Linked DNA regions of Homo sapiens: region 2 is linked to region 1. The links are chromatin loops, found by intact Hi-C in ENCODE. Cell type or tissue: OCI-LY7. All regions are shown on one strand. Each heading gives the region's core, and the rest is flanking DNA. Links, peaks and the distances in the headings are about the cores only. Region 1 has its middle 390 kb from the start of CBLB. Region 2 overlaps LOC105374021 (a long non-coding RNA gene).

The links. Peaks named below come from ENCODE experiments on the same cell type or tissue, not always from the same donor. Only the 100,000 strongest peaks of a DNase experiment are listed, where the experiment ranks them.
Region 2: a loop joins it to region 1, with 4 times the contacts of the local background. A loop is called at or near these places in 2 of 110 quality-filtered maps.

The regions. Positions count from the first base shown.
Region 1 is chr3:106,248,970-106,264,842 of GRCh38, forward strand. No RefSeq gene overlaps it. Among named protein-coding and RNA genes, the nearest start is that of CBLB, 390 kb to the left of the region's middle. RefSeq lists a silencer at 2,698-2,757 and an enhancer at 7,731-8,090. In OCI-LY7, for the core only: no CTCF peak of the experiment used is centred there; DNase peaks (open chromatin) are centred at 7,092, 7,662, 7,932 and 8,382; H3K4me3 peaks cover 5,737 bases; H3K27ac peaks cover 4,805 bases.
Region 2 is chr3:104,512,103-104,527,975 of GRCh38, forward strand. LOC105374021 (a long non-coding RNA gene) reads right to left here. Exons shown (of 6, transcript XR_007096271.1): 3 at 14,444-14,463; 4 at 11,147-11,287; 5 at 10,567-10,693; 6 at 3,166-8,534. Among named protein-coding and RNA genes, the nearest start is that of ALCAM, 850 kb to the right of the region's middle. RefSeq lists enhancers at 1,355-1,855, 9,683-9,962, 10,459-11,658. In OCI-LY7, for the core only: no CTCF peak of the experiment used is centred there; DNase peaks (open chromatin) are centred at 10,039, 10,579, 11,189, 11,589 and 2 weaker places; H3K4me3 peaks cover 6,045 bases; H3K27ac peaks cover 6,653 bases.

The sequences.
Region 1 (15,873 bases), core at 3,683-11,682:
AGAAAAAAAATTTTAAAAATTAATACAAAGGTAATTTTATATTTTCAAAATTCACTACAAATTTGATAAATTTCTAATATAACATATAGAGGTTTGATCTCAAATTAATAAATAATATGTACATATCCTTGTGAGTGTTGAGGGTACACACACATACAGTGAATTCACCTTGTCTATAAATTGAACCAATTACCATAATTGAAACTCTGGGTGGGAGTCTGTGATTTCCATCAATAGGCATGGATATAATTAACCAATAACTATGGAGGATGTGGTTCTACAAAGTTACAGATTTTTTTCTAGCATCTACTGGAAGCACATCTGTTATGTCATATGTTATTGGCTCACCATGACTAATGATCCAATACACTTTAAAATATTTGCATAAGACTTGACTTCTATGTTTACATACTTACGAAACCACCATCATTTCCCGCCCTTGTCTTTAAAGTATTTCCCTTGTTCTAATTTATCCAGTTACATATATCACTTTATCTTCACACACATATACTGTTCTTTATTATAATATGTACCAAACCAAGCACAATAAAAAAATCACAGCTGGCATGTGTATAGATATCTTCTGTTTTATTGCACATCATTATTTACTAAAAATAAAACTTCAGGATAGATTTTGCAGACTTAGGAATCCCTCAAATTTACAAGGGTTCACATTCACATAAAAAACTTTTTTGTGAACATCGACAAATAGTCGAACATATCTATCATACAGATAGTTGACATATCTGTATCTATCATTTATAACATTATCCCTGAACAAAAGCTCTCATTAGAGGTCTAATTTTCTGCATTTTATTATATAGGACTCTGGGTGATGTAGGTAGGCTGATTTCTCTCCCTCCCCACTTCCTTTCCCAGATCTTAAATATACTACTACTACTATTACTACTACTACTACTGCCACTGCTACTGCTGCTACTGCAACTGCTGTTACTACTTCTACTACTACTAAGCTGGAGAAACTTAGAAAGTCAACTCTGCCCTTTACTCACTCAGTACACATTTACTAAGGGCCTGCAGTGTGCAAATCTCTGTGCTAGATGTTTTGAACATATAAAGAATATATTTTTATCCTTGCCTCAGAAAAAATTGCTGAGATCAGTAAGAAATACAGATATCACACAGAGTGCTCCACATAGACAAGATAAAAGTGAATAAATAGCTGACTGCATTCTGTTGGAAAATCTGGTGTACTTGAATTTATGCCCAGTACAATTGCTGTCCTGTCTACTTTGGTTGAAAGACATCAAGTTACATGTATAGATACTTGATAAAATAAAATGACTTCCAACAAGTAAATGTATGTTCTCTCTCTCTCTCTCTATCTTTATCTTTCTGTCTATCTTTATCTCTCTCTCTATCTTTTAGAGTCAGGGTCTTGCACTGTTACCCAAGCTGGAGTGCAGTGGCGCCATCATAGCCCACTGCAGGCTTGAACTCCTGAGCTCAAGTAATTCTCTTGCCTCAGCCCCCTGAATAGCTGGCACACACCAACACACTCAACTAATTTTTTTGTTTTGTTTTGTTTTTTTAGAGACATGGTCTTGCTTTGTTGTCTAGTCTGGTCTCTAACTCTTGACTTCAAGTGATCCTCTTGCCTTACCCTCTCAAAGTGCTGGGATTATAGGAATTAACCACCATGTCTGGACTTTTGTTTTTTCTTATTGAAATTAATCGGCTTTAAAATAATAAACATTTACTATTATTTTTATCAGAGGCCTTGCTTAATTCAAATTGTACCCCCAAAACCACTATCAGTCTTTGGTAGTAGATGTCATGTATAGGTATGTTGATATTACATGAATGGCCCACCATTTGTCTGTAAGCTGAAGATCACTTTTATAAAGTAAAGAGATGCTATACACAACAACAAAAAATAATAATGAGAAATACTGAAAAAAATAATAGAAAAAATGTCCAATAACTGAACATTTCTTTGTGTCTCTTGGTTGTATTCTATGTGGATTTTTTTTCTAAAAACTTTTAAAATTTAAACTCTTTAAATGCTCACTGCATGTCCTGGCAAATCTCCAGGTATTCTGAGCACCTGCTCACCTGGATTGGCAACCTCAGTTGTCACGCCCTTCCTGTGCAGAGATCTGGGTGCAGAGGAGGCCCTCTCTGCTTCATGCCTAGGCAGATGTCCAAGCTTTTGGAGCACTCACTCTCCTGAACTAGTAGCCTAAGTCATCCCAGTCCTCCTGTGCAGAGACCATGGTGAAGCAGGGCCCTCTCTGCCCAATCACCAGGCAGATCCCCAAACATCTGGAGCACCTGCTTGTTTGGATTAATAGCCTGAGCCACCATTCCCTTGCTGTGAAGAGACTGTGGTGCAGTGGGACCTTCTCCACTTCATGCCCAGGCAGATCTCCGTGCACCTGGAGTATCCACTCTCCTGGATTAGGAGTTTAGGCTACCCCCATTCCCCATGCTGAGAACTTGGGGGTAGGAAGGTTTTCCAATTCCATTTTTAGACTCACCTCTGGGCACATGGTGGCTGCCCACTGCATTCTTCTTTGGTGCTGGTGCTGATGCTTGTCACTGGGGACCTGTAGTTGGGCCTAACCGGTCCAGCTCCACCCATCCTGTCCCACACTAGAGCTGAGTGGGGAGATCAAACCATTGTGTACTCCATGTATTAGCTCATTGCCTGAGGCAACAAGAGCTTCTCCTAGTGAACAAGGGTCAAGTACATAACCAGTTGCATTGGCTGCAGCCAGCTCTTACCTGTAAGTGCCATCTACTGGCTTGTGGGTCAAACCACATGGCCCAATGTAAAACCTACCAACAAAAGTTAATAGGGCTAAAAGACCTTACCCAACATTCCATAGTAACACTGCCTAAGGAAGAGGGAAAAAACCCCAAAATACCCTAATAATGTAAGAAAAGAAATAGGAAAGAAAGAAGAAAGAAAGAAAGAAAAAAGAAAGAAAGAAAGAGAGAAAGAAAGAAAGAAACATGGATTCTATCAACATGAAAATAATTATAGAAATAAGAAATGCAGCCGGGTGTGGTGGCTTGCGCTTGTAATCCCAGCAGTTTAGGAGGCCAAGGCAGGTGAATCACTTGAGGTCAAGAGTTCAAGACCAGCCTGGCCAACATGGTGAAACCCCACCTCTATTAAAAATACAAAAATTAACTGGGTGTGATGGTGGGTGCCTGTAATCCCAGCTACTAAGGAGGCTGAGGCAGGAGAATCACTTGAACCCAGGAGGTGGATGTTGCAATGAGCCATGATAGCACCACTGCTCTCTAGCCTGGGTGACACAGTGAGACTCCATCTCAAAAAAAAAAAAAAAAAAATCCAGTGTGTCTAGATGTGAAGGAACCAGTATAAGAATTATGGCACCATAAAAAAATCTGAATGCAGTGACAGCACTAAAGAATATAACTAGCTCTCCAGCAATGGTCCCCGACCAAAGTGGAAACTCAGAAATGAAAAGGGGTAAAGAAAGGGAATGCGTATACCTACTGGTGGGAATGTAAATTAGTCTTAGCAATTGTGGAAAGCAGTGTGGCAATTCCTCAAAGAACTTAAAACAGAATTACTATTCAACTCAGCAATCTCATTAATGAGTACATACCCAAAGGAATATAAATCATTCTATCATAAAGATAGAATGCACATGTATGGTCATCACTGTACTATTCACAGTAGCAAACATATGGACTCAACCTAAATGTCCATCAACAATAGACTAGATAAAGAAAATGTGGTACATATATACCATGGACTGCTATGCAGCCATAAAAAAGAATAAAATAATGTCCTTTGCAGCAACGTGGTTGGAACTGGAGGTCACTATCCTAAGTGAACTAACACAGAAACAGAAAACCAAATACTGCATGTTTTCACTTCTAAGTGGGAGCTAAACATTGAGTACCTGTGGACACAAAGAAGGGAACAACAGACACTGAGGCCTACCTGAGGGTAAAGGGTGTGAGGAGGGTGAAGACTAAAAAACTATCAGACACTATGCTTATTACCTGGGTGACAAAATAATCTGTACACCAAACCCCCATGACATGCAACTTACCTGTACAACAAACCTGAATATGTACTTCTGAGCCTAAAAGTTAAAAAAATAAATAAATTAAAAGCATGGATTGCAAGGTGGCTCAACAAGATCCAAGACAAGTTTGAAAAGCAACACAAAGGAACATCTAAAGCAATCCAGGAAATGAAAAAAGAAATAAACGTATTAAAAAGAAATCAATCAGAGGTTCTGGAATTAAAGAACTCACTTAAGGAATGTGAACGTAAAACTAAATGATTTATTAATAGATGAGAACAAGCAAAAGAAGGAATTTCAGAGCTCAAAGAGCAGTCTTTGAACTAACCTACTCAGACAAAAATTTTAAAATGAATTAAAAAATAAACAGTCTTCTATAAATATGGGATTATGTAAAGTGACTAAACCTATAAATTGTTGGCATTTCTGAGAGAGAAGGAGAAAAAAAACTAAACAACCTGTTACATGTATTTAAGGTAATAATTCAAGAAAATTTCTCTCATCTTGCTAGAGAGGTAGATATCCAGATATAAGAAATCTAGAGAACATCTGTGAGACACTATACAAAAGGAACATCACCAAGGCATAGGGCCACTAAACTAAACTGTCAAAGGTCAACGCTAAGACAAAAATCTTAAAGACAGCTAGAGAAAAGGGTCATATCACATGCAAAGGGAGCCCTGCAAGGCTAACAGTACACTTTTCAGCAAAAACCTTACAAGCCAGGAGAGATTTGGGACTACATTCAGCATTCCTAAAGAAAAGAAATTCCAGCCAAGATTTTTATATTCTGCTAACCTAAGCTTCATAATTGAAGAAGAAAAAAAAATCTTTTCTGGACAAGAAAGCACTAAGGGAATTTGTTACTACTAGACCCACCTTATAAGAGATTCTTAAGGGAGTTCTAAACATGGAAATAAAGAACAATACCAGCTACCCTCCAAACACACTTAAATACATAGCTATGAAGCAACTACACAATAGAAACTAAATTACAAAGCAATCAGGTAACAACTTCATGATAGAAATAAAACCTCATGTATCAATATTAGCCTTTAATGAAAACAGCCTAAACACCCCACTTAAAAGGCACCAAGTGGCAAGTTGGATAAAAACACAAGACCCATACATCTCCTATCTTCAAGAGATCCATATCACATGTAACAACATCCACAGGCTCAAAGAAAAGGGTTAGAGAAAAATTTATCACTCAAACGATAAACAAAAATGAGCAGGGATTACTATTCTTATATCAGATAAAATATACTTTAAACCAGTAACAGTAAAAAAGGACAAAATAGGTCATTATATAATGATAAAGGGTTCAATTCAACAGAAAGACTTAACTACCTTAAATATATATGCACCCAACTTTGGGGCACCACAGTCATGTAACAAGTATTTCTATACATATGAAAAGATGTGGAAAGCTACCCAATAATAATGGGGGACTTCAACACACCACTGACAGCATTAGACAGGTCCTCAAGGCAGAAAATTAACAAACAAATTTTGGAGTTAAATTTGACACTTAACCAGTTGGACCTAACAAACACCTCCACTCATCAAACACAGAATATATATTATTCTCATCTGCACATGAAACAAACTCAAAGATCAACCACATGCTTGACCATAAAACAAGTCTCAGTTAAGTTTTTAAAAATTCAAAATTACATCAACCATACTCTGAGACCAAAGGTGAATAAAAATAGAAATCATTACCAAGAAGATCTCTGAAAATCACACAATGACAGAAATTAAGTAACTTGATCCTAAATGGCTTTCAGGTAAAAAATGAAATTAAGGCTGAAATCAAAACAGTCTTTGAAATAAATAAAAACAGAGATATAACATACTAAAATCTCTGGGATGCAGCAAAAGCAGTGTTAAGAGGAAATTTTATATTGCTAAATGTCTACATCAACAAATTAAAAAGATCTCAAAATAACAATCTAACATCACACGTAGAACTAGTAAAAACAAGAACTAATAAAAACCAAACTTAGCAGAAGAAAATAAATAACCAAAATGAGAGCAGAACTAAATGGAATTTAGACCAAAAATTCATACGAAGAATCAATGAAACCAAAAAGTTAGTTGTTTGGAAGGATAGACAAGATTGATAGAATGTTAATTATATTAACAAAGAAAGAGAGAAAATCCAAATAAGCACAATCAGAAAAGGCACAGGTCACATTACAACTGATCCTACAGAAATATAAAGGATACTCAGATACTATTATAAACATCTCTATGCAGAGAAGCTAGACAATCTAGAGGAAATTGATAAATTCCTGAAAACACACAACTTCTCAAGTTTGAATTAGGAAGAAATTTAAACAGACCAGTATTGAGTTCCAAAATTGAATCAGTAATTTAAAAAACATACCAACTAAAAAAAAAAAAAAAAAGAAAGAAAGAAGGAAAGAAAAAGGAAAAGAAAAAACCTTGGACCAGATGGATTTCCTCCAAATTCTACAAGATATACAAAGAGTTGGTACCAGCTCTACTGAAACTATTTCAAAAAATCGAGGAGGAGGTATTCCTCCCTATCATTCTACAAAGTCAGCATCATACTGATACCAAAAGGTGGCAAAGACACAATAACAACAAAAGAAACCTACAAGCAAATATTCTTGATGAACATAGATGCAAAAATCCTCTACAAAATACTTGTAAACCAAATCAAGCAGCACATCACAAAGTTAATTCAGCACAATCAAGTAGCCTTTAATCCTGGGATGAAAGGTTGGTTCAACATATAAAAATCAATGAATGTTATTCACCACATAAACAGGATTAAAAACTAAAACCATATGATCATTTCAATAGACACAGAAAAAGCTTCCAGTAAAATTCAACATCCTGTCATAATAAAGACCCTCAAGAAACTAGGCATCAGAAGAACATACCTCAAAATAATACAAGTCATGTATGACAAACTCATAGACAACATCATACAGAACAGGGAAGTTGTAAGTGAGACAGCCAGGTGGGAGGGGGCCCCTAGAGGAACTCTAACCAGCCTGCCCACTGGACTGGAACCTCAGAAAGTTTGCACCCTTTGCAATGCGGAGGAGCCCAGCCCCTCCTCTTCCTGTGCGGAACCTGAGATTCAAATAGCCAGGTGGGAAGTGCTCTAGCAGGGTACTCTGGCCGTGTGGAGGATCCGTGTCCTTTCCCCACCCGCCCCCCGGCCCTTTTCACCCAATAAAACCCTGCTTTACTCACCCTTTAAACTGTCTGTGAGCCTAAATTTTCATGGCTGTTGGACAGACAAGAGCCCCCACATTTTTACCTGAACTAAGGAAAAGTTATGCAACGTTTTTGCCGCAAATGAGGGGCTCCAGAAGTGGTGAGTGAAATGGGAACTCAAAACCTCTCACTGTGATTTCTAAGCCTTTTCAACCTCAGACGTCTGAACTTACAAGAAACTGCACCCCCACTCCTTGTCGCTTCTGGGGTTTGAACCCCCATCCCTCTCCACTCCTGGGGGTTGGGGGCCTTTTCATGGCCTTTTCCTTCCTTTCTCAGGAAGAACCAAGGAGCAACAGCTCTCAGCCCCTCCCACCTCCATGCTGGGGCTGGGACGCGGTGCCCAAGGGTCCCACACAGCCAGCAGGCTGGTTCCCAGCCATGCTGCAGCAGCTTTCCCCTTCCCCAGCCAAACGGTTTCAACTCCACGGGACAGTAATTAAACTTTTCTCCCCAGCGGAGGAACCACTTGCCTAAGAATAAGAGGTTCTTCCCCAGATATTTTTAAACTGTTTCTTTTCTTTCCCCTACTCTACCCCATCAACAAATTAACCTTTAAAGTTTTTTTGGTTTTGTTTAGCAACCCTGCCTTAGGGAATGGTTCTTTCTGGTTTGATATCTGCATGTGGCCCTATCTCTTAAAGGGCCCCATCCAGCGACTGACTTTTCTTCTGCTTGTCTGTGTGTGCTCTACGTATGATGTCTGTAAAAAGAGCTCCCTGGCCAGCATGGTGAAACCCCGTCTCTACTAAAAATACAAAAAATTAGCTGGGCATGGTGGCGTGCACCTGTAATCCCATCTACTCTGGAGGCTGAGGCAGGAGAATTGCTTGAACCCGGGAGGCAGAGGTTGCAGTGAGCTGAGATCACGCCACTGCACTTCAGCCTCAGCAACAGAGAAAGACTGTCTCAAAAAAAAAAAAAAAAGAAGAGCTCTAATTACTTTGGCGTAAAGAAAGACAAGTGCCTGGATCTAATAATTTTAAGAAATAAAAGCTATGGTACCTTCCAGTTCTGTGACTGTAATCTTTGAGAAATAAAAACAGCCCCAAGGACTATTGGTAAAATGCAGGCCGGATGCAAGGTTTGCTAAGTGTTTTGAGGTTACGAACTGCTTTTTGGGTTTTGAGAACTGTCTGTCTTGCCTGCTTCACAATTGGTAAGGCCTGGGGATATATGGAACTAACCATGCCCTTAACTAAGAAGGCAAACCTTGACTGTAGTTAGCACATAATTAAAGCTAATGTACCAAGTTTTACCTTAAAGTTAACAATTGCTAGGAGTTACCATTATAACATGTAATTGAGACTACTGAAAACAGATTTACATGCAAGGTGTATAAGAACAGTAAAATCGTGTGTGTGTGTGTGTGTGTGTGTGTGTGTGTGTATGTGTTTTGTAAAAGGTTATAAGAAGACATGGAAATGTAAACTTTGGCCTAGGGTTAAAGGATTATATTGAGTTAAATTAGGAAAAAGCTGAAGTTTCAAAGAAGTGGTGGAAAAATTTTGGAAATTAATCTTGCAGAAGAGGTTCTCAGTGTGAGCATATTGACTAAATTAAAAAAAGTATTACATGTTTTTTCTCAATATAAATTGAGCTTCAAAATAAAAGCATAACAAGGTTTTTCTAAGGTACTAATCTTCTCTTTGGCAAAATTTGTAAAGGGTTATCAAAGGCTTTTGCTTCTTTAAAATTTCTGAGTCATCATTTTGGCAAAATAAATAATTTATGGTAATCTGGATTTCTATTTCGTAATATCAAGTGTTTTAAATCTTGAACATTTAACAGCATTCCCCAAATCAAACTTCAGTTTCAAAATTGTCTTCCCTGGCACCTGGCTTTTCAAATACTTCGGAGAGCCACTGAAGTGTCCGGAAAAGAGAGGTAAGCAGGATTATTTCACAAGTTTAGGTACATGGGATTGCCAAAATTATGCTCAATCTTCTTTAGGTTATATTTTTGTGAATAATGCTAACATATGTCCCAAAATTGTATGGGATTTCTAAAATTTTAATGTATAAGTGTATGCTATCAATCATAATTAAGGTTGTTAAGTTATCGTAAACCACGGAGATAACCAAACTTTGTTGTCAATTGTGTTTTTGACTGTGACTACCCTGGACATTTTGCTATTCACAGATAATTATTGTCTTGTTTTAATCCTTTTCAAAAGATGGTTTATAATTGGCTATAAGATTTTAACAGGTGCTCTCAAATACAGACTTCCGATAACTTTGGATACTGTAACATTTTAATAAAGGAAAATGAGCAGGACTTGTGAAGAGCTGAAATGTTTACGAATATCAAGAAAAACAACAGTTAATTAAATAGACTGAACTCAGGAAGCTGAAGCAACCTTTTTGACTTTTGCTTGGAATATTGCTGATCCTTCTTTTTCAGAGTCAATGAAACTTTTGAACTATTTACAGCCTTTAATAATTAAGTAAGGTATACACTCCTGTAATCAAGATTTGGAGCATGTTTGTTTCTCTCTGCCTGGTTCCTCTAGAATTTGGAAACGATGAGTATTCTTATGGCAATATAGTTGTTTGCATTAGTGCAATAAGAATCCAGTTTTCGTTAGAATGGCGATCATTAAAAAGTCAGGAAACAACAGGTGCTGGAGAGGATGTGGAGAAATAGGAACACTTTTGCACTACTGGTGGGACTGTAAACTAGTTCAACCATTGTGGAAGTCAGTGTGGTGATTCCTCAGGGATCTAGAACTAGAAATACCATTTGACCCAGCCATCCCATTACTGGGTATATACCCAAAGGATTATAAATCATGCTGCTATAAAGACACATGCACATGTATGTTTATTGCAGCACTATTCACAATAGCAAAGACTTGGAACCAACCCAAATGTCCAACAATGATAGACTGGATTAAGAAAATATGGCACATATACACCATGGAATACTATGCGGCCATAAAAAATGATGATGAATTCATGTCCTCTATAGGGACATGGATGAAGCTGGAAACCATCATTCTCAGCAAACTATCACAAGGACAAAAAAACCAAACACCACATGTTCTCACTCATAGGTAGGAATTGAACAATGAGAACACATGGACACAGGAAGGGGAACATCACACACCGGGGCTTGTTGTGGGGTGGGTAGATGGGGGAGGGATAGCATTTGGAGATATACCTAATGTTAAATGACGAGTTACTGGGTTCAGCACACCAACATGGCACATGTATACATATGTAACTAACCTGCACGTTGTGCACATGTACCCTAAAACTTAAAGTATAATTGAAAAAGAAAAAAGAATCCAGTTTTCTTTTCCAACAGAACACAATTGGACAAAGTGGTTATTTTACCAAGGCTTTGACTGGAAGGGTATGCTTCCCTTTAAGGAGTCAATCCCGACTTGCAGAGCCAATAAAAGCCCAGTGGGAAAACTGGCCTCATACCCTTGCCTACACAGTCCCTATACAGGGTTCCTGACTGGTGGTCAGTAAAGAATGTCACTTTCTAACAGGTCCAAGAGCCCCAAGTTTATTTTGGGACTTTAAGATGAAAGGATTACCCAACTCACAGGTATTTGAGGATGCAAACCCATGGCTGGGCTCGGCTTTCAACGGTCTTATCTGAAATTCCTTGTGGAATAAACTGTCATCAAAGCCAATCCGAAAGGCCTATGTAGACATAATTATTCTTGTTGTACTTTCCATTTAGTCCTATGATGATTTTTTTTAAAAATGAGGACTGGAGAAAGAAAGTAATCATGTTTCAAAACTTATACATTTGTCATTAAATTCTAAACTCAGTCGTTGTTTTTAAGGTTTTGCCTACATTTTAGACTTGCCCTGCTTGCTCCTGTGAACCAACCAGCAATTCCTGGCTTCAGTTCAGAAAGAACAAGAGGGATGGGTAATGTAGAAATGTGGATCAATATTCTAGTTCTGAGAACAATTACCCTGCAAATCCTACCAGGTGATTGGAATAAATAGGGTGCCCATCACTCAGAGGTTTCCCTTTGGAAAACTAAGACCAAGGGAACTAACCAAGGCCAAGCACCATGCACCCAAATCTTAGCAAGCATAACTATAGCCACCAGTTATCTGAGTGCATCCCAAGACTTCCTCTTCTTTCCCTTGGAGAGAAAACTCAATTCCACAGTTTCACGTTAGCATTTGGCTTATGTTAAGGAGTCCATGCAATGCCCCCTGAGACACATTTTTGTACCAGACTCAATTCCAAGCTTCGAGTCAAAGCCCTAGGAGGGAAAACTGGATCTGAGGGATACAGAGGCAGACGATAATGGAAGTTGAAAGGCACGGTGCAGGTAAGTGTGGCTGATTCCTTTCGATTAAGCCAACCCCAAGCTTCCTGTTTCATGGATAAAGGCCACGTTAATATCCATGGCATAAATGAGGTCTAGGGAACTCCAAGGCTATTGACAGTAGGTGGGAAAGAGACATAGGTGAGAGCGGATAATTCCTGTTCTCTAGGCCCCCTGCTTCATGGGTGCAAGCTGCTTTGCTACTTACGGTGGCACCTGCCAAGGTCGCCGGAACTTGGGAATGCAAGAACAGAAGACAGAAAGAGGACTTTTTCCTCTCTCCCTCATGTGCCTCAGGTATCTGCTAGGAAGAGAAGGGAGCCAGGGATGCCTGTTTCCCTCTTTCTAGATGGGTAGCCATTCATCTTCAGTCTGTACCCCTTTCACATGCATCCAGAACCTCTGGGACTCCTTTAAAACATGCCTTCTTTTTTCCTTTCTTCTCCTTGGATTTCTCTTCACTAATAGGTAGTTGTGTCTCTGTACTATGAGGCACTCCCCTCAGATGCATCCTCCAAACTAGAAAGAGTTAATTTCCCAAACCTTAAACTGGTTGGCTTAGGATTGGGTTCAGAGAAAGCAATAAAAAATAAAGTATCTAGGAATACGTCTAACCAAGTAGGTGAAAGATCTCTACAAGGAAATCTACAAAACATCATTGAAAGAAATCATAGATAATACAAATGGAAAAACATTCCATGGATTGGAAGAATTAATATTATTAAAATGGCCATATTGCTCAGAGCAATCTACAGATTCAACACTATTCCTATCAAACTACCAATGTCGTTTTTCACAGAATTGGAAAATAACTATTCTAAAATTCACATGGAACCAGAAAAGACCCCAAATTCCCAAAGCAATCCAAAGCAAAAGGTAAAGCCGAGGTATCACATTACCTGACTTCAAACTGTGCTGTAAGGCTATAGTAACCAAAACAGCATGATACTGGTTCAAAAACAGACAGACTGATGCAACAGAATAGAAAATTCAGAAATAAAGCTGCACAGCTACAGTAATCTTATCTTCTACAAAGGCAACAAAAATTAACAATGGGGAAAAGTCCTCTTATTCAATAAATGGCACTGGGATAGCAGGCTAGTCATATGCAGAATAAAACTGGATTCCACTTTTCACCATACACATTAATTAACTCAGGATGGATTGAAGATTTAAATTTAAGATCTCAAATGATAATAATTATACTAAAAACCTAGGAAATACCCTTCTGATATTGGCCTTGTCAAATAATTGATGACTATGTCCTCAAAAACAATTGCAACCAAACCAAAAATTGACAAGCAGGACCTAATTAAACTGAAGAGTTTCTGCACAGCAAAAGACACTTCCAACAGAGTAAACAGACAACCCACAGAATGCAATGAAGTATTTGCAAACTATGCATCTGTCAAAGGTCTAATATTCAGAATCTACAAGGAACTTAAACAATTCAAAAAGCAAAAATCATTCCATTAAAAGGTGAGCAAAGAGCATAAACAGACACTTCTTAAAAGATGACATATACATGATCAACAAACATGAAAAAATTCTCAACATCCCTAATCATCAGAGAAATGCAGATCAAAACCACAACTGAGATACAATCTCACACCAGTCATCATGGCTATTACTAAAAAGTCAAAAAATAACAGATGCTGATGAGGCTGCAGGGAAAAGGGAATGTTTATACACTGTTGGCAGGAACGTAAATTAGTTCAGCCACTGTGGAAAGCAGTCTGAAGATTTCTTAAAGAACTAAAAACAGAACTACCATTTGACCTAGGAATGCTGTTACTGGGTAAATACCCAAAGGAAAATAAATCATTGTACCAAAGAGACACATGCTCTCATATGTTCATCACAGCACTCTTCACAATCATAAAGACATGGACTAAATCTAGATGTCCATCAATGGGGGATTGAAGAAAATGTGGTACATATATATCATGGAATACTGCACAGCCATAAAAAAATGAAATCATGTCTTTTGCAGCAACACGGATGAAGTTGGAGGCCATTATCTTAAGTGAATTAGCAGGAACAGTAAACCAAACACTGCATGTTCTCACTTGTAAGTGGGAGCTAAGCCTTGGGTACACATGGTCATAAAGATGGAAACAATATTAGGCACTGGAGACTACTAGAGAGGGGCGAGATGAAGCCTGCAAGGGTTGAAAAACTACCTATTGGGTACTATGCTCATTACCTGGGTAATGGAATCATCCATACTCCAAACCTCAGCATCACACAATATACTCATGTAATGAACCTGCACACATACCCCCTGAATCTAAAATAAATTTTGAAATTACTGAAGAAGAGAAACAAAAGGAGGAAATCTTATGGGAGTCAAAGACACTGTGGGTCTTGGTGCTGCCCCATGCCAATAAGGTGAACTGATAGATCAATCACAATGAGTATGAGTTGCCATACTGCTATTGCTCTTCAGAACTTAAAACATATGGCTGCTTCTGCACTTCTGTCTTCTCATGGAAAATATCTTTTGTGGCCAATGCTGCCGAGAACCACATGAGAAATATAGTTCCAGGCTGGCTGAATTGACACATAGAGAGCTAACAAAGTTGCATAACTAGTCTATATATATATGCTATTGCAGCATTCCTATCTTTTCTCCACATGAACTTTGGGTGACGTTTTCAGAGTGTAACAGATCGTATCGTTCATCAGTTTAAAACACATAAGGGGATTCCCTTTACTCTAAGTTTAAAGACAATCTCCCAACCTGGCCTTTTAAATCCTGTGTAGTTTGGCCTTTTCCTTCCTCTTCAGTCTCATCTTGTACCATGTTTCCCTCACCCTTTGAACTACAGCCGCAGTGCAGTTTTTTCCTTCCTTCAAAGTTACTGTATTCCTGCACGGTCTCTGCATGTGATATTCTCTCTGCTTGCACTGTTCTTTTTGTGTTTCATTGGATCAGTTCCTGCTCCCTTTAGCTTTGACCTTAATTTTAAATTATTTAAAGAATCTTCTGTTATTGCTCCTATTAAGTCAAATGTCTTTATTATGTGCTTCCATGGTGCCACATATTTCACATTCCTGGCCCTTATCAAAGCTTCATTTTTAATTTAGTTGTAGTTATTTAACTAATATCTGTCTCCTCTTAATGTTGTGTGCTCTAGGGCAAGGGTCAGCATTTTTTTTTCTTCAAAAGATAAGAAGTCAGTACTTTAGACTCTGTTGCAACTACTCAACCTTGTTGTAGTCCAAAAGCAGCCATACACAAAATGTAAATGAATGAGTGTGGTTGTGTTTTATCAAAACTTTATTTGTAAAAATAAGTAGTAGGCTATATTTGGCCCACAGCTCTGAAGTTTGCCAACCTCTAATCTGGAACATCAGGCAATGTTTATTTTGCTTACCATTATATTTTCAGTCCCTAGCACATTGCTTTATTCAATATATACCAATATATAGTTGCTGAATGAATAAATGAGTACCAATGAATGAATAAATGAGTAACAGTATATAGTTGCTGAATGAATAAATAAATTATATTTGTTTTCATACAGACTTTGGCCATTCTGTCTTCCACGGTATCCAAACCATTTACGCTACCAGGAATACCTTCTCCCAATCCAAATTGTATGTCACTTCTCAATACTCTTCTTGTTTACCACTTTTTTCATAAAACCATCTGTCATTACCCAAGTTTCCAGTATTGGGGTATTCCAAACTCTAACAGAAGTTATTTTCTGTACCAGTAATTTGACTGAATACACTTATATGACTGTACAGTTCAACAAGGCACTTTCCCAAAGTTTGGCATTTTGGACGAAAATGCCCTAAGTCCTGCTTATCTCTAGGCAGTGAGAGAGGAAAAAATAGTGAGACTCAAACAAAAAAAAAATGTTGACAAATTATTCTGTTGCATATATGTCAACAAAAATGCCCTACACTGCAACAGGTACTAGGGCTTGGGTAAGATGTGGTCCTCCAAATGCAGAGTTCAAGACAGGCTTCACTGAGGTGATGACATTTGAGGTAAATCTAAAGAAGTCAACGTATTACTTATATTTGGTTTAGTATAATATGAGGGACTTACTTTGTTTAGCCCACCCCAAATTTTCATTACAAAAATTTTAAAACATAAAGTTGAAAAAAATTAATTCGATGAACACCTGAGTAGTTACCATTTAGAGTCAACAATTTTTAACATTCTATATTTGCTTTATCTTCCCTCTGTACTTTTTTCTGACCCATAAGTTACAGACATCAACCATTCTCTCTTAATTCATGTGCAGTTACTAAAAGTAAGAA
Region 2 (15,873 bases), core at 5,377-13,376, 1.7 Mb before region 1:
TTACAGTTGCAAAAAAAATAAGAAATTGTTTTTCTCCACACAAACAGAGAATGTTGTTTGGTTTTGTTTCATGCAGTAATTTGTAAGATGTATCTCCTCTTCTCTTTAAATTGCTCAGCATCACTAGAAGGAGCTTTAGCACTCACTTTTTTTATGCCTTTCATATTGTTATATGTTCACAAAGTTTCATTCCTTAATACTAACTATTTACTTCTTTTTATACCCAACCAAGTGGGAATTTCCTCCAATCTCTGACGATCTGTTATTTTAATCGCCACTGGTAGTATTTTTTTAATCAGTGAGGTTTCTTTATTTGAAAGCAAATAAAAGCAACCCAGTTATAAGCAAGATTCAGTTTATTAAAGTGATTGCGAGAAAGCCATTTAATTTCTTACAGGCTAGAAAACCAGGCTTGGAAGATATGTGGCCAGGAGCTATGCCCAAAATTATACAGATTTGTTCAGTGAAGATCTTTCTGCCAAAGCACCTGAGAAAAGTTATTTTAGCTTGCCCTGCTAACATTGCTCACATTGGCACTAGAAGCCACCCCTAGGAGCAATGTCATTGGTGCCTCTGAAACTAATTGCATGTGGAAGCACTGCTGTCACTTATTGTCTAAATAGATCCTCATGCTCTTCTATTCAATTTATAGGATAGGTCATCTCATTGAGGAACCTAAGATATATACATATTTTCTACTAAATAGCTGTAATAGTAACAAAAACTCAAATCTTACATTTTTAGTTTCTTTAGTGGGAGATAGTTATTACTGCATAAGTTGAGAATACTCTCAACAATAGAAGTGTATGCTTATTGAGCAGCAGAGAAGATGAAGTATGTCACTACAATAATAATTTGCTTCCCCATATTATGATTTTTTAAGAGGAACGTGAACTTTTTATGGCCATTATATGTGGATTGGCTTTGAGAGAAAACTATGCATGTGTGTGTATAAATATATCCATGTATATGTGTGTACATATATATTATATATACTGTCAGAAAGTTAAAAGTTTCTCTCTAAAGTCTAAGAGTTTAAGTCAGCTGAAATGAATTGACAATAGATTAATGGAAGAAAATGTGAACAAATATAAATTTATTAATAGCCACATGGATAGAGGAATTCCAAAAATATTGTTACAGGATTCCTTTGGTGCCACTTCTCCTGCTGGAAGTCCCTGCAGCTGCCATGATCTTTTTCTGGGGCCTCACTTGGGCTTGCTGGTCTTGCTCTAACCACTCAGTCTGGCAGGCTGTGCTCGGCTCACAGCTTGCCCCAGATCCCACACCAGAACAGAGACACCATGCTCAGCCCATGGCTGGACCAGGGGTACAATGAGTGGCTTCCACATTGGGCACCTGTATTTAGACAAGGGGAATGTGGTGGCACTCAAAAACTCAGAGATGCCAGCAACCATGGAGCCCCAGGTGGTGTTATAGCTTTCGCCTGGGGATTCCTGAACTCTGAGCCTCCAAGAAATGTTTCGGCTTTTGTAGTACAGCAAGCCAGCCAGGAGGGAATGGTACCCAATGGCTTCACTTCTTTGAGCCCACAGCTAGGAGAATGGGGGCATATTACAGCTCTCTCATTCCCATTGCCCACAGCTCTGCGAACAGGAGGGTTGACACTCATTTGTTCCTGCTGCCTGAAGCTCAGCGAGTTCTGGGCTCTTGTTCCAAAACCAAGAGGAATAAGGTGCATGGGCACCAGAGAATGAGTAAGGCAGAGAAGAATTTTAAGTGACAGAAGGAAAGTTCTAAAATGTGAGATGGCACCCTGAAGTCAGGTTGCCATCAGCTGCAAGAGGGAGCCCAAAAGTGGGTAGCCCTTTTTGCAGCTGAGTCTGGGGTTTTTATGGGCTCATAAAATAGGGGAGTGTGTGCTGATTGGTTCATGAGTGGTCTTAGAAAAAGGACCATTCAATTGGTTAAAAGGCATCGAGGAAGTTCTCACTCCGGTCATGGGCTCTCTGTGGAACCAGCAGCTTGTTTTTCAGGTTTCAGGCTGTCTTTGGCTTGAAGACTGGATTTCTCTGGGGACACGTCCTTGTCTGCCTAGGAATTTGTCTGTCTCCTGTCACTATCCATATGAGACTCAAACAAAAGCCAGATAATTGAAGTTTTTATATTGCACATAAAGGAATAAAGGCTTGAAATACGGTGGCAGGATAAGGGTGGGAGAGGGAGGAAAGATGTTGTTAGCAAAATGTGTCTTGCTATGCATATGAAGCCTGACAAGTAGCAGCCCTCAGAAAGAATAAATGGTAGTCTCTGTTAGATCTTTAAAAGTGTTAAACTTTCATTCTCCTTCTCCTGTGAGTTAATCTTTCCTAGATTTGGATAAGGGAAACTCAGAGAAAGCTTCTGCATCTGCTATTGACTAATGTAGATTTTCTCTACAGATGCAAATCTCCCCCACAAGGACAGCTTTTCAGAACTATTTCTGTGTCTGCAGTCCCTCTAAATAGACATTTCGAAATATGCCAAATATATTTTGGGGTGTCATATTTTGGTTTCCTTGAGTCCCCCATTTGAAACTTTATTTCCAGAAAGTTTCACATGTTAAAGTAAAATTGGTAGCTATGGTGATTTCTTTGAATTAGAAAATTTAAGAAAAGAGATTGGCAGAGGGGAAGAAAACATAGATTGGAACAAGCAGAATGGAAAAATATTGAGTACACTGCACCACATCTTCTTGAATCAGTATCTTAGTCCTAGAATAAGTCAGTTAAGTTAAATAATTATGTCTTATTTCAGGAGGTAACACTGCAGATGTACTTTTTCAAGGTGAAGGCTCTATGTCAGAGATCCCCAACCCCTGGGCTGCAGATCAGTACCTGTCTGTGGCCTATTAGGAACTGGGTCACACAGCAAGAGGTGAGCCACAAGTGAGTGAGCATTACTGCGTGAGCTCAACCACTTGTCAAATCAGCGGCAGCAATAGATTCTTATAGGAGCCTGAACCTTATTGTGAACTGTGCAGGTGAGGGAGCTAGGTTGCATGCTCCTTATGAGAATCTAATACTTGATGATCGGAGGTGGAACAGTTTCATCCCAAAACCACACTCCCCCACCATCTATGGAAAAATTGTCTTCCACAAAAATTGGTCCCTGGTGCCAAAAATGTTGGAGACTACTGCTCTACATGGTGCAAGCACACACATATTTTACTAGAGATTTTTATTTGGAAACAAAAACAAAGGTTAATAATGTCTGCAGCAATCTTTAAGTTAGTCTCTGAGTTTGGAGGGTAGCCAGTGGAGAAGATTTTTGAATCTGGGCTGAATCAACTTCAGCTGGACCAGGGTAATCAATGGCAATCTGACAGAGTTATCTACTTTGCTGTTTAAATGTCATAAAGGTTGTCTAAACACAGGCCACTGTGGTGGTTTCTCTGGAGTCTGTTTCTCAACTATACTCACTTTAGCTCGTAGAACCTCAGGAAAAACAGTTTTAATTATTAGTGATTCCAAGTCAAAAGGTTGAAAAAAAAATGGAAATGATGTTTTGGAGATTTATAGCCAGATACACGATGAAATTAAAAATATTTGGTATTCAGTCCAGATAACAAATAAAAAATAAAATCTCAAAAATAATTATCTAAAATCTAATAACAGGTGTACTATAATTTTATTCTAAAACACGATTTTTTCTCTACTTCCACCTCCACTTCTACCAAAGATGTCTATGTTAAGACTAATTTGGTTGCAAAATAAGGTTAGTCTTTGGTGTGATTATTTACATAGTTTATTTATACAGATTATTTACATGGTTTAGCAAGAATAGTGATTGGTATTACAGGCTCTTTTTAAAGTCTGCTTTGCTGAAACTTTTTATAAGAAATCTCAAATTAGACTTCTTTTTAAAGCATCTCAAGACTAGGAAACCAAGTCAAAGATATGACCTTGAAATCTCCCTGCAATATCTGTAGTATCTGGATGAATTCCTCTCTGCTTGAGGTTCTCAAAATATCCTGACGTTTCAGAAGCTGCTAAGAAGTGGCACTCTTTACCTCCCTGTAAGACAACCATGTGAATTGTGTATTTAAGGTGCCAGGCCAGTTTTTCCAGGAACCTTTTTATTGGTTCCATAAAGTCAACCTTAATATCTTAAAGCACACTGGTCAATTTTAAAGGTATGACATTATGCTCAAAACCTTGGTAAAATGACCAGTGTTTCTAATTGTGTTCTGTTATACAAGAGAACAGATTCTTATTGAACTTATACAAATAACCATACTGCCATAAAATAAGAATACTCACAAATAGTTTCTGAAATCTGGAGGGGTCAGGTAAAGAGAAAGATAAATGTTTAAATGTTGCTCACAAAAGTATAGATTACCAAATTGCTATAAACCTATAGACAGTTTAAGAAAAAAAGTTTTCTTAACTTTAGAAAACAAAACGTAAAAAGAATCAGTAATGCTTCAAACAATGAAAAAAAGGCATAAAAATTATTTCAGTACAATGTAATTAATTCTTGTTTTGCTTGGTGTTAGGTTGGGAGTTTTATGAACCCATCAGTTTCTTCATAAGAGTTCTGGAAATTCTTATACAGTCCAATGACATGATTCTAAAGTTATCAGAAATCTATATTCAAGGGCACTTGTTAGGGTCTTTCCCATAATTCTCCTTGAAAAATAAGCAAATTTTAGACTGTAGCTGATTGCAAAGCACTTTTAGAAAGAGTATCAGAATAAAACAATTAACTGTGAACAATGAGACTTAAAGTAGCCATGGTTAAAGGTCTTATGGTAGCTTATTATCACCCATAGAGGACAAATAAATGTGGTAAGTTCTGTAGAATGTAAAATTTAACATAATATCCAAAAATTATAACTGACAACATACTAGATTTTTAGTAATCCCATACAGTTTTGGAACACTAACATTAATAACACATGCAGAACATTTAGCATCACTTACCTGACAATGCTTTCCATATAATTTGAAACATTGAATCAGGTTGATTAGTTTAATGTCTGTGCTTTAGGTGTTCAGGAGCCCACTGGCACTCCAAGAGTTATTTTGGCATCAAAAAGACCAAAGAAGGTCCCCAAATTTTGATTTTTGAGAAGTTTACTAAATATCAAATGATTAAAACACTTGATAAAAAATAGAATCACAGGGAAATATGAAATGCTAGTAATTCAGGGTAATAACTAAAATATTTTAGAAGCAAATACAGGAAGTTACATTTTTTGTAGAAAAACTTATCTTTAATTCAGTTTTCCTAAATAATCAAAAGGCCTAGTAAAGATAACTGAGGCACATATAACATGTTTCTCTCTTTCCCTAATTTTTTTTTTCTTTTTGTCCTTTACTCCAAAGGTGAACATAAAGCTTTTATTATCTCTTATTAATACTACATGAATATCCTTAAAAAGCAATTTCTAGTTTTGTATCAGTGTACTATTAATGATAAGTCTCAATTTTAAAACCCTTATATTAAATTTAGTAAATTTTTATCAGTTTAACGACACAGGATTTTTTTTCACTGTCTTTCTTTTCCCAACCTTCTATATTTATTCAGGTTTAGCTCAGTCATTCTTATCTCCATTTACTTATTTTGAGTCAACCTTTAAATAACCTGTACCTAGACAAAATGATTTCTTTCCTCAACAAAAACACGTTTATACCTTATAACATCTTAATTTGCCTGTATATTTTGTATACAGAATTGTTTCCTTTATTATTAGTAGTTTTAAGTATATATATTAATATTCAGTGACATAATCCTAATAATCTTAATTTCTAGTGAAAATCTAGGAAGTAAGCAACTTCAAAGTCACATACCAACCCATTTTATGACTATATACTTAATGACTTCTAGAAACATAGATTTCCTGATAGAACATATTTCCAATGTGGAAAAGGACATATTTGCTAACAAGCCCAAATATATTTTATCTTTCTATAAAATGTAAGATGCCAAATGTAAATAAACTGAAACCTATGTTGAGCAATTAATGTTTCAATCTTTTATCTTCTTTAGAAATGAACTAGATATTAAATGAATAGCCATCATTTAATTTAACTTAGCAAAATTCTAAGGATGTAGTTATCAAAGAGATACATCTTTATCTCACTCATATCTATTTGATTTACTGTTTTTTAAACCAACAATATTAAGCTAGTTTTATTTACAAAAAATGTATTCAATTCATATGAATTTGAAAATAATTTGAGTTAGTATCTATAATTTTAGGAGCCTAAAGTATTTAATATATGCATGTTCATTTGTCTTTTAAATCAATTTGAAATTCAACGAAGGGATTTTGTATCATGTGGACACAACAGATATCATAGATGTATATGTGTATAAACATAAACAATCATACAGATAGATACAAATATCTTATAGTTTTTTTCAAAAGAATGCTATCAAGTCCTAGAGAAGACAGGGTGAGAGATTTACATCTCAAAGGCATAGAGAAAGAACATAAGTTTTCTCAAGGAGCTTTGGGTGCTTTAGGTGAGACAAAGAGGAAGATTTTAAATGAATGCTAAGGTAATATAAAATCATAAGAATTAGAGGATTTTACAATAAAGTACACATGAAACTGCCTTTGCAAAAAATATGACTGAGACAATTATTATAGCGAAAGAGGTTTGACCTAACCAAATCCATCTAGCTTCTAACCTCCAAGCTATCTTTGTTCATTCCTGGGCATAGGTCAAACTAATTTTGGGAGACACTTAGTTTATAGTTTAGCATTGAAATAGAGGTGATAACAGCCCTTTCCCCAAACAAACCCCCTTTCTGCCTGGGGGACCAGACTGTCTTTGCAGGACTATCAGATTATGTAAAAGATTAGAAATTATGGTTTAGGAATCATGCAGTTGGAGGCTGCAAGATTCTAAACATCCCAAATTGTTTCTTGGGATAACATTACTATTGTAAAACCTAAGATCAATGTTTGAGATATTTTGCAGACCCTGCACTTGATGGATCAGCTAGCACTACCCAGATCCAAAAACTGGCTCATCTGGTCTTGTGGCCCCCACACAGGAACAGATTCAGCACAAGAGAACAGCTTCAACTCCCTAGGATTTCACCTCTGACCCAACCAATCAGCAATCCCCACTTTCTGACCCTCTACCCACCGAACTATCTACAAAAACCCTGATCCTCATGTTTCCAGAAAGATTGATTTGAGTAATAATGAAACTCTGGTCTCCTGTACAGCCAGCTCTGTGTAAATGAAACTCTTTCTCTATTGCAATTTCCCTGTCTTGATAAATCGGTTCTGTCTAGGCAAGGTGAACCTATTGGGCGGTTACATACAGATGAACCTAAAAGACAATTCGGAAGCCTGTTTCAAATAACTGTCTGATTGTCAGTTGGGTCTGACTTAGTCATATACCTGAGTCTTTTCTTACCTAAGCATGCAAAGAAATGAAGAAGGTAGAAAGTAAGAATTTGCCTTCTGCCGTAATAACTGGTTGCTGTAACATTGTTAGTTACCTTTAAAATTGTAGCTCTTACCAGTGACTTGTCAGTTATAAAGCAAGCCTTGGTACTCCACCTCCTAAGAGCCAGGAGATTAGGGAGCTTCATATGAAAGATAATAGAGCCTTGGACCTGAGAGGAACTGACTTCTCACTCTTAAGGCTTCGTGAGGAGGAAAAAGAGGGTCAGTGGCACCTTTTCTTCCTTCCTCAAAGAGTATCAAGATGACAAAAGAAATGGGGGCAGAGGTAAAAGGAAGAACAAATCCTAAAGCAGCAAACTGGGGAGTTTTCAAAAAGGTCGATAAAGTTTTATATTATTCTCAGCAGAAATCATGCCAACAAAAAAGGAAGTAGACAGAGGAACGAACATATAATTAAAAGGAGCTTCTGTGGACTAAAAGAAATTCCATAGTAGAAACAGGATCCAAAACAGAAAAAGCAGGGAGGCTTTTAAAAAAATTGTAGCCTGAATATCAGCTTTTAATTAAGTTAATTTTTGACCATAAAGCTCTTAAAAAAGAAATCTTTAAATATCTCATTAGAGGTTTTAGCCAAACAAACAGCAAACACTTCTGTTTCCTGGCTTTTCTTTCCTTGAAATTTGCATTTAAAAAGGAATTATTTCTCAGGTAAGACTGGAGAGAGAATTTACATCTCAAAAGACAAAGAAATAATGGAAGTTTTTAGAAGTTCAGGGTAATTACTAATCAAATTTCTTCTTTTGAATATAAAATTTCCTGTTAGCTCAAATGAGAATGCAGGAAGCAAACAGAAAAAGGAAAAGTTAAAAAAAAAATTATTCTCTGAATATAAACCAAAATCTTAACTAAAGATATATTTAACAAGTGACTCAAGACCAAACTACGTAGCCTCTCTATGGTTGTAACCAAGGACTCCAAAGACGAAACAGAAAGACGAAGTTCTTCCAAGATTCAGACCACTCCCACAGACCAGCCAAAAAATCAAAACTTCACTAGCTGCAAATGAGGTATAACTCACATTTCTGTTTGGCTATATTCTTGGGGCTCCTAAACTTTTGGTTGTCCACCTGTGCATGAAGGCCAGATCATTTCATATGACCTGGATAGATAAAACATCAAAATAAGAGATCAATCAATAAGAAAAAAAACAACAACAAAAACAAAACAAAACAAAACAAAAAAACCAGAAAAATAAGTCATCCACATTAGGGTTTTAGGAGCAGAACATATCCAAGTCACACAGCACCAATGCATGTTCCCGGCAGTAAATCTGTACTGGTCTGCCACAACCTCAATTCTTGCCTCCTCAGAAGAAATAATTCAACCCAGGAGGCATAAGGGGGAAAGAGACAAAGGCAAGATTTAGAGCAAGAGTGAAAGATTATTAAAAAGCTTGAAAGGCCAGGCAAAGTGGCTCACGCCTGTAAATCCCAGCACTTTGGGAGGGCTGATCACTTGAGGATCAGGAGTTGAAGACCAGCCTGGCCAACATGGTGAAACCCTGTCTCTACTGGGTGTGGTGGTGCACACCTGTAATCCCAGCTACTCGGGAGGCTGAGGCAGGAGAATGGCGTGAACCCAGGAGGCGGAGGTTGCAGTGAGCTGAGATCGTGCCTCTGCACTCCAGCCTGGGCGACAGAGCGAGACTCCATCTCAAAAAATAAATAAATAAATAAAATAAAGGGGGTTTAAAGTAGGAATGAAAGGAAGTACACTTGGAAGAGGGCCAACGGGGCAACTTGAGAGATCAAGTGTGCGGTTTGACCTTTTGACTTTGGGTTTTGTAAGTTGAGATGCTTCCAGAATCTTGCATTCATTCCCCCCCGATTCTTCCCCTGGGGTGGGCTGTCTATATGTGCAGTGGCCTGTCAGCACTTGGGAGGGGAGCAGGCACAGTGTGTTTACTAGAGTTGTATGCATGCATACACTTGAGGCGTTCTTCCCTTATCAGTCAAATGTCCCTAGAAAGTCATATACCAGTTAAACTCTGCCATTTTGCTTCTTAATGTGCATGATTGAGCCAACTCCTCCAAATCCTGACATCTTGTCAGGAAGCTATTGATCACCAGTTTCAGGTGTTTCTGTTTATTCGGAGACTGCCTTTCCCTGGCACTGACTGTGAACAATTATTATTTTAGAGAGACAGTTAACAACTGCCTGATCATCACCTGATGGTCACCTGACATTCCTGGTGTGTGTGTCAGGGAGTTGGGGAAGCCCTTTCCTGCTCTCTTCATGTCTGATTAGCTACCTACCGTAACAAGGGGTGGGGATGTAGGGATCATTAATGAATGTCAAGAGTCATACAGATAGTTTCCAAATCTCCAAATGTGTACCTACTTCATCTGTGACTCAAAACTATTATAATAAGCCCTTTTATGGCTTAAAATCAATAAACACAAGAATTTCATTTCAAAAAGGGTACACGCAACTCCTCCCAATATTTAAAGCTCCTCCCAAAGATAGTGAGGGAAGAGAGAGACCTTCTCATATTGTTTTACATTGTTTCATACTCAGTACCTATTTTAAGAAGAAACAAGGAAGTGAAACCAAAGGCAGGCAGCCCGGCACCAGGCACCAGACCCAAAACCAGACCCGAAACCAGGCCTGGGCCTGCCTAGTAGCTAAAAATCAACTCATGCCTTAGCAACCGATGTTATCCATAGATTCCAGACATTGTATGGAAGAACATTGTGAAACTCTCTGCTCTGTTCTGTTTCACTCTGACTACTGGTGCATGAAGCCCCTGTCATGTACCCCCTAGATTGCTCAAATCAGTCACGACCCTTTCATGTGAAATCTTTAGTGTTGTAAGCCCTTAAAAGGGACAGAAATTGTGCACTTGGGGAGCTCGGATTTTAAGATGGTAGCTTGCCGATGCTCCCAGCTGAATAAAGCCCTTCCTTCTACAACTTGGTGTCTGAGGGGTTTTGTCTGCGGCTTGTCCTGCTACAATAGCTCAAGAAAGCAAAGTTGGGCTGGGCACAGTGGCTCATGCCTGTAATCCCAGCATTTTGGGAGGCCGAGGTGGGTGAATCACGAGGTCAGGAGATCGAGACCATCCTGGCCAACATGGTGAAACCCCGTCTCTACTAAAATACAAAAAATTAGCCAGGCACTGTGGCACGCACCTGTAGTCCCAGCTGCTGCTACTCCAGAGCCTGAGGCAGGGGAATCGCTTGAACCTGGGAGGCAGAGGTTGCAGTGAGCCAAGATCACACCACTATACTCCAGCCTGGCGACAGAGTAGGATTCCACCTAAAAAAAAAAAAGAAGAAGAAGAAGAAGAAAGCAAAGACATTAATTGTTAGGCAATGAAGGCTGAGATAACAAAGGCAATTTTTTTTTGAGAACCTACACATTTGGAAAAACAGACATTTCAGATTCCCAGCCTAGTATATGTCTGGCAAATATGCCCTCCTGGGTAGTGAAGACCAGAAAATAAATTTGGGGATTACAAAGCCAAGTTTCTCAAGACACAAAAACAAGATGAAAGGAGAAGCTTATTATGGTTTTTCTCCTTATACCAAACCACACAAAGGACAGAGACAAGAAAAACAAGGACCATTTTTGGATGTTTAAAGATTAATTATCAATAGGTATAAAACAAGTCCACAAGGGACACAAATTTAAAGAACTAACTTTTAAAAATATTTTCTCTCCTTTAAATTTAGAAAGAAGGAAACACGAAAATGGAGTTTCACCACTCACCTGACTAGTCCTAAGGCAGAAACCCAAGGAGGATTACTGGTAAGAAATTTCTTAACTTTTTCTTTCTTTTTGCTGGCGTCTGTCAGTTTCCGTGGTTTCTGGCTGCAGCCTCGGGTGTGGGCAGAGTGATTTGCTATAATCCTGCCAAAGATACCAAAACTGTAGAGAAGTTCAAATTTTCCCCCGAATGTTGAAGTCTGAGTCTGCTGAAATGAATTGACAATAGACAGATTAACAGGAGAAAAGGGATACAGATTTATCAATGTGCACATGGACACGAGAGGTCTATGAATATGAGATTGAAAGAAGAGCCAAATGACAAAGTTTTTATATTTTATAGAAAGAAATTGAGGCTTGGAGCATGGTGACAGGTTATGGGTGAGAGATGGGGAAAAAAGACTTGGTGACAAAGGCTGTCTTTTTATGCAGTTGAAGCCTCGCAGGTAGCAGCCCTCAGAGTAGACAGTAGTCTTTGGTAAAAGTTTCACTGTCAGGACTTTGTAAGTGTTAACGTTTTCATCTCCTTTTCTTGTGAGTTAATTTTTCCAAGATCCAGATAAGAATACCTTAATAAAAAGCCTCTGCATTTGCTATTTACTTTACTAATGAAAGTTTTCTCTACAGATGCAAATCTCCCCCACAAAGGATAGCTTCCAGAGCCATACTTGTGTCTGCAGTCCTTCTGAATAGCCATTTCAAAATATGCCAGAGAATTATATTTCGAGATGGCATATTTTAATTTTATTCTCTCTATATGATTATTAATCACTTTTTATGTTTAAAAAATGAAAAGCAACATAACAAGATTGTAAGTAAATACATTTTAAAATCTTTTGGAATACAAAAACTTATAACTCAACTTTAAAAAAATTAATTTAAATTCATAAAATTTAATCATAACTTAAAGTTATGATTTAAACTTAAAGTTAAGTTTTAAAACTTAAAAATATCTGGCCAGGTGCGGTGGCTTACGCCTGTAATCCCAGCACTTTGGAAGGCCGAGGCAGGCGGATCACCTGAGGTCAGGAGTTTGAGACCAGCTTGTCCAACATGGCGAAACCCTGTCTCTACTAAAAGTACAAAACTTAGCCAGGCGTGGTGGCCGGTAGCTGTAATCCCAGCTACTCAGGAAGCTGAGGCAGGAGAATCGCTTGAATCCAGGAGGCAGAGGTTGCAGTGAGCAGAGATTCCGCCACTGTACTCCAGCTTGGGTGACAAGAGCGAGACTCCGTCTCAAAAAAAAAAATCGTATTTTTATTTTGTATATAATTAGCATTACAAAATAATTGTTAAAAACATAAAATGTTATGTCTGTGATAGTTCAGAGTGTGAGTGAATGAGACAGCTAGGAAATTTAATACTAATACGCAATAAATATCATTTTAAAAAATAAAATAGATGTTTTCCACAGTCTATTCATTCCTATATTTTTTAAAATAGGATAATTTTTTTCCTACTTTGAAAGGACTTCATATTTTTTACAAGTGAAAAATAATTGTATTTCAAGACATCTCATAAATGTATTAAGTTTAGGCTCAAAAAATGGGATAGCATTTGCTTTTGTATTTATGGTTGTGGTTCTTTAGTCAATAGATGATTTTAGCAGCACAATTCTTCCATAGTCACTCTTCATTGACATTATGGTTAATTATGATCTCCAGGACACAAGATGTCTACTTGCCAAAATGAGTTGAAGTTGACTCCTTTTGCCATCGTCCAATGCTTCATCTTTACTCCCCTGTCCACTCAGTGGAAGATGGAGGAAAGGGTTTATCAGGGTGTTGTTTACAACACAGTGTCATAAAGTGATTATTATCAATACTATTTCCTTTCACTTATTTTACCTTGTTTCTTTAGTAGTAGAGATTATAAAATAAATTATCCTCAGATCAGAACCAGATGAAGAGAAATGGAATAGGTCAGTGGCTTAAGAAAATTACATTACAAAAATCTGAATTGCTTTTATTATACATGAAGAGATTGTCTGCCTTCAGTAAGTGAAATGAGAGGGCAAAAGACAACTTAAATTTTCAAGGTTTGGTTAGCCATGTGAGTGTGAGTGTGTGTGTGTGTTTGCACACACAACTAGGCACCACAAGTATCTCCACCACTACAAAGGAAAACCTTGTCTTAGAATAGTTTACCTTTAGTAATGTCAGAGCACTAAAGGCAATACACACTAGACTTAAGGGTGAGTGTGTGTTTGTGTGTGTAAATTAGATGCCAGATTTCAAATCGCATTGTTAGATCATGGTATTTTTTATCCATGTTTTATCTCCTAGGCATAAATTGTGTATTTATGTTATTCAACTCTCAATAGATCTTGGGATGATAGATCACAATAAATCTCAAAGTTTTCAATATGGAGAGGATTTATCTGCAATACGTGTTGCATTTTATTAGTGCTTTGCAGTACATTTCTGTCACTGGAGTAAAAATATTTTCAGTTCAGTAATTAAATAAGATACGCTGCCTTAAGTTATGATAAATAATATATTTATTAATATCATTGTTTGTATATATAATTCTGCTTATAGATGCATGTGCTTAAATTCATATGCATATAAATTTATGAATTAGGCCTACTTTATTACTTCACAAATAACTAGATTTTAAACACAGTTTATATAAAATGATTTCTATGATGAGCACTTCTTTAAATTCAGAACATAATTAGTAACTAAGTATCAGCTCCTTTTTACTTACTGGCATCTAGAAACTTTCATCGTGTAATGCGTATGATCCAATACTGATGGCAAACAACATCTCAATTATCTGTTTATTATTAGTTTCACTTTTTATGAAGTTTATACTCATTCCTAAGACATAAAATCAACATGCCATATAAGCTTGCATTTAATATCCACTACCAATGTAGTATCTAGTACAACCCCAAGTGTACACATATGTGGACCTATAAATATGTAATCACAAATCACCACATCAAGAAATAGTCTCTCCTCACTGTATCTTTAGGGAAATCTTGGATACAGGCAATTGTAAAATGCAGTATTTCACTGTTATGATATAATCAGATGACTAGATTAAATGATGATAAAATGCAGTCATATGTAATGTTTTTTAAGTGTACAAAAAATTCAAAAGCATTATTTTTTCCCAATATTACTCTACCTATTAGTGTTGCTACTGACAAGACAGTAAGTTAGCTGTGTGAAGGCTATCTGAAATCCCTTCTGGTATCCTAATTTTATTCCATATATATGGATTAACATACTATTCTTTACTCCTTATAAAAAGGCATAATGATAAAGTAAAAATAACCTCAGTTCTACTTACATATCTGTTCCAGTGAAGCCCTGCAAGAAAGTAAAATAGAAGTCTTTACTTCATAGATTTTTTAAGATAATGTGCATAACTAACAAGTTGCCAGAAAACCATGATGGCATGATCAATGCTCTTTGGACTTCAGAGACACAGAATCATTTTTATCAAATTAATGCATCAGGCAACAAAAGCATTCTAAGAGAAACTAAAGTATTAGCAAGAAAGAAAAAAAATCTAACCTCAAGGCAGGCTTCAGGGGCAGGTGATATGGGCAGTCACACAGAGCCCAATGCTTAGAGAGGCCCTTGCTTGTTAAATGCTCTGCTGTCACAATCTGAAATGCTTAAAAATTATTGAACAAGTGCTTTCCATTTGTATATTTCACTGGCCTGTGCAGATTAGGTACCCAGTTCCGTCTAACCTCTAAAGAAAATCAGCAACTTTACATAGAGCCCTTAGTTAGCAGATTATTCTAATGAAATTGCCTTGGCAAAAATTGTAAGAGTGAGAAAAGTATGACAGTAAAAGGGATGTGACCTAACTGACTCATCTTGCATCTAACCTCTATGCTGCCCTTGTTCATTCCTGGGCATATGCTGAACTAACTTTGGGAGAAATTTAGTTTATAGTTTAACTTTGAAACAAAGATGATAACAGCCCTTTCCCAAAAGAAACTGCCTTTTTGCATGGGAACCAGACTGCCTTTGTAAAATTAACAAATTAGCCACAAAGTTAGAAGTTACGGTTCAGGGGTTATGCAGCCGGAAGCCACAGGATCACTCACTTCCCCAAATGCTCCTATAGATAACATTACTATGATAAAACCTGAGATTAGTGTTTGAAGTATTTTTCAAACCCTACACTTGATGGATCAGCTGGCACCACCGAGATGGATAAACTGGCTCACTCATCTGGTCTTGTGGCCCCTATCCAGGAACCAACTCAGTGCAAGAGGACCGCTTCAACTTTGTATGATCTCTCCGACCCAACCGATCACCACTCCCTACTCAATGCCCCCATACCCACCAAGTTATCCTTAAAAAAACCCAATTTCCAAATTTTTGGAGAGACTGATTTGAGTAACAAAACTCCAGTCTCCTGTTCAGCTGGCTCTGCGTGAATTAAACCCTTTCTCTATTGCAATTCCTCTGTCTTGATAAATCAGCTCTAACTGGGCAGCAAGCAAGGAGAGCCCATTGGGAAGTTACACTAAGGGCCATTTGATAGATGTGTCAGTTGTTTCATTCTTGTTCTACATTTTCACCTTGAACCTTCCTTCATCCAAAATATTTCAAACCTCTCCTTTAAGCTGGAGCATAGCAAGAAAAATATATCTTAGTTATCATTATAAACTCAATGCCCAGCACATAAATAGTACCCATTAATTAAATGCTTGCTTAATTGAATTGATTGTTATAGTGTTTACAGAGTATTTATTAGAA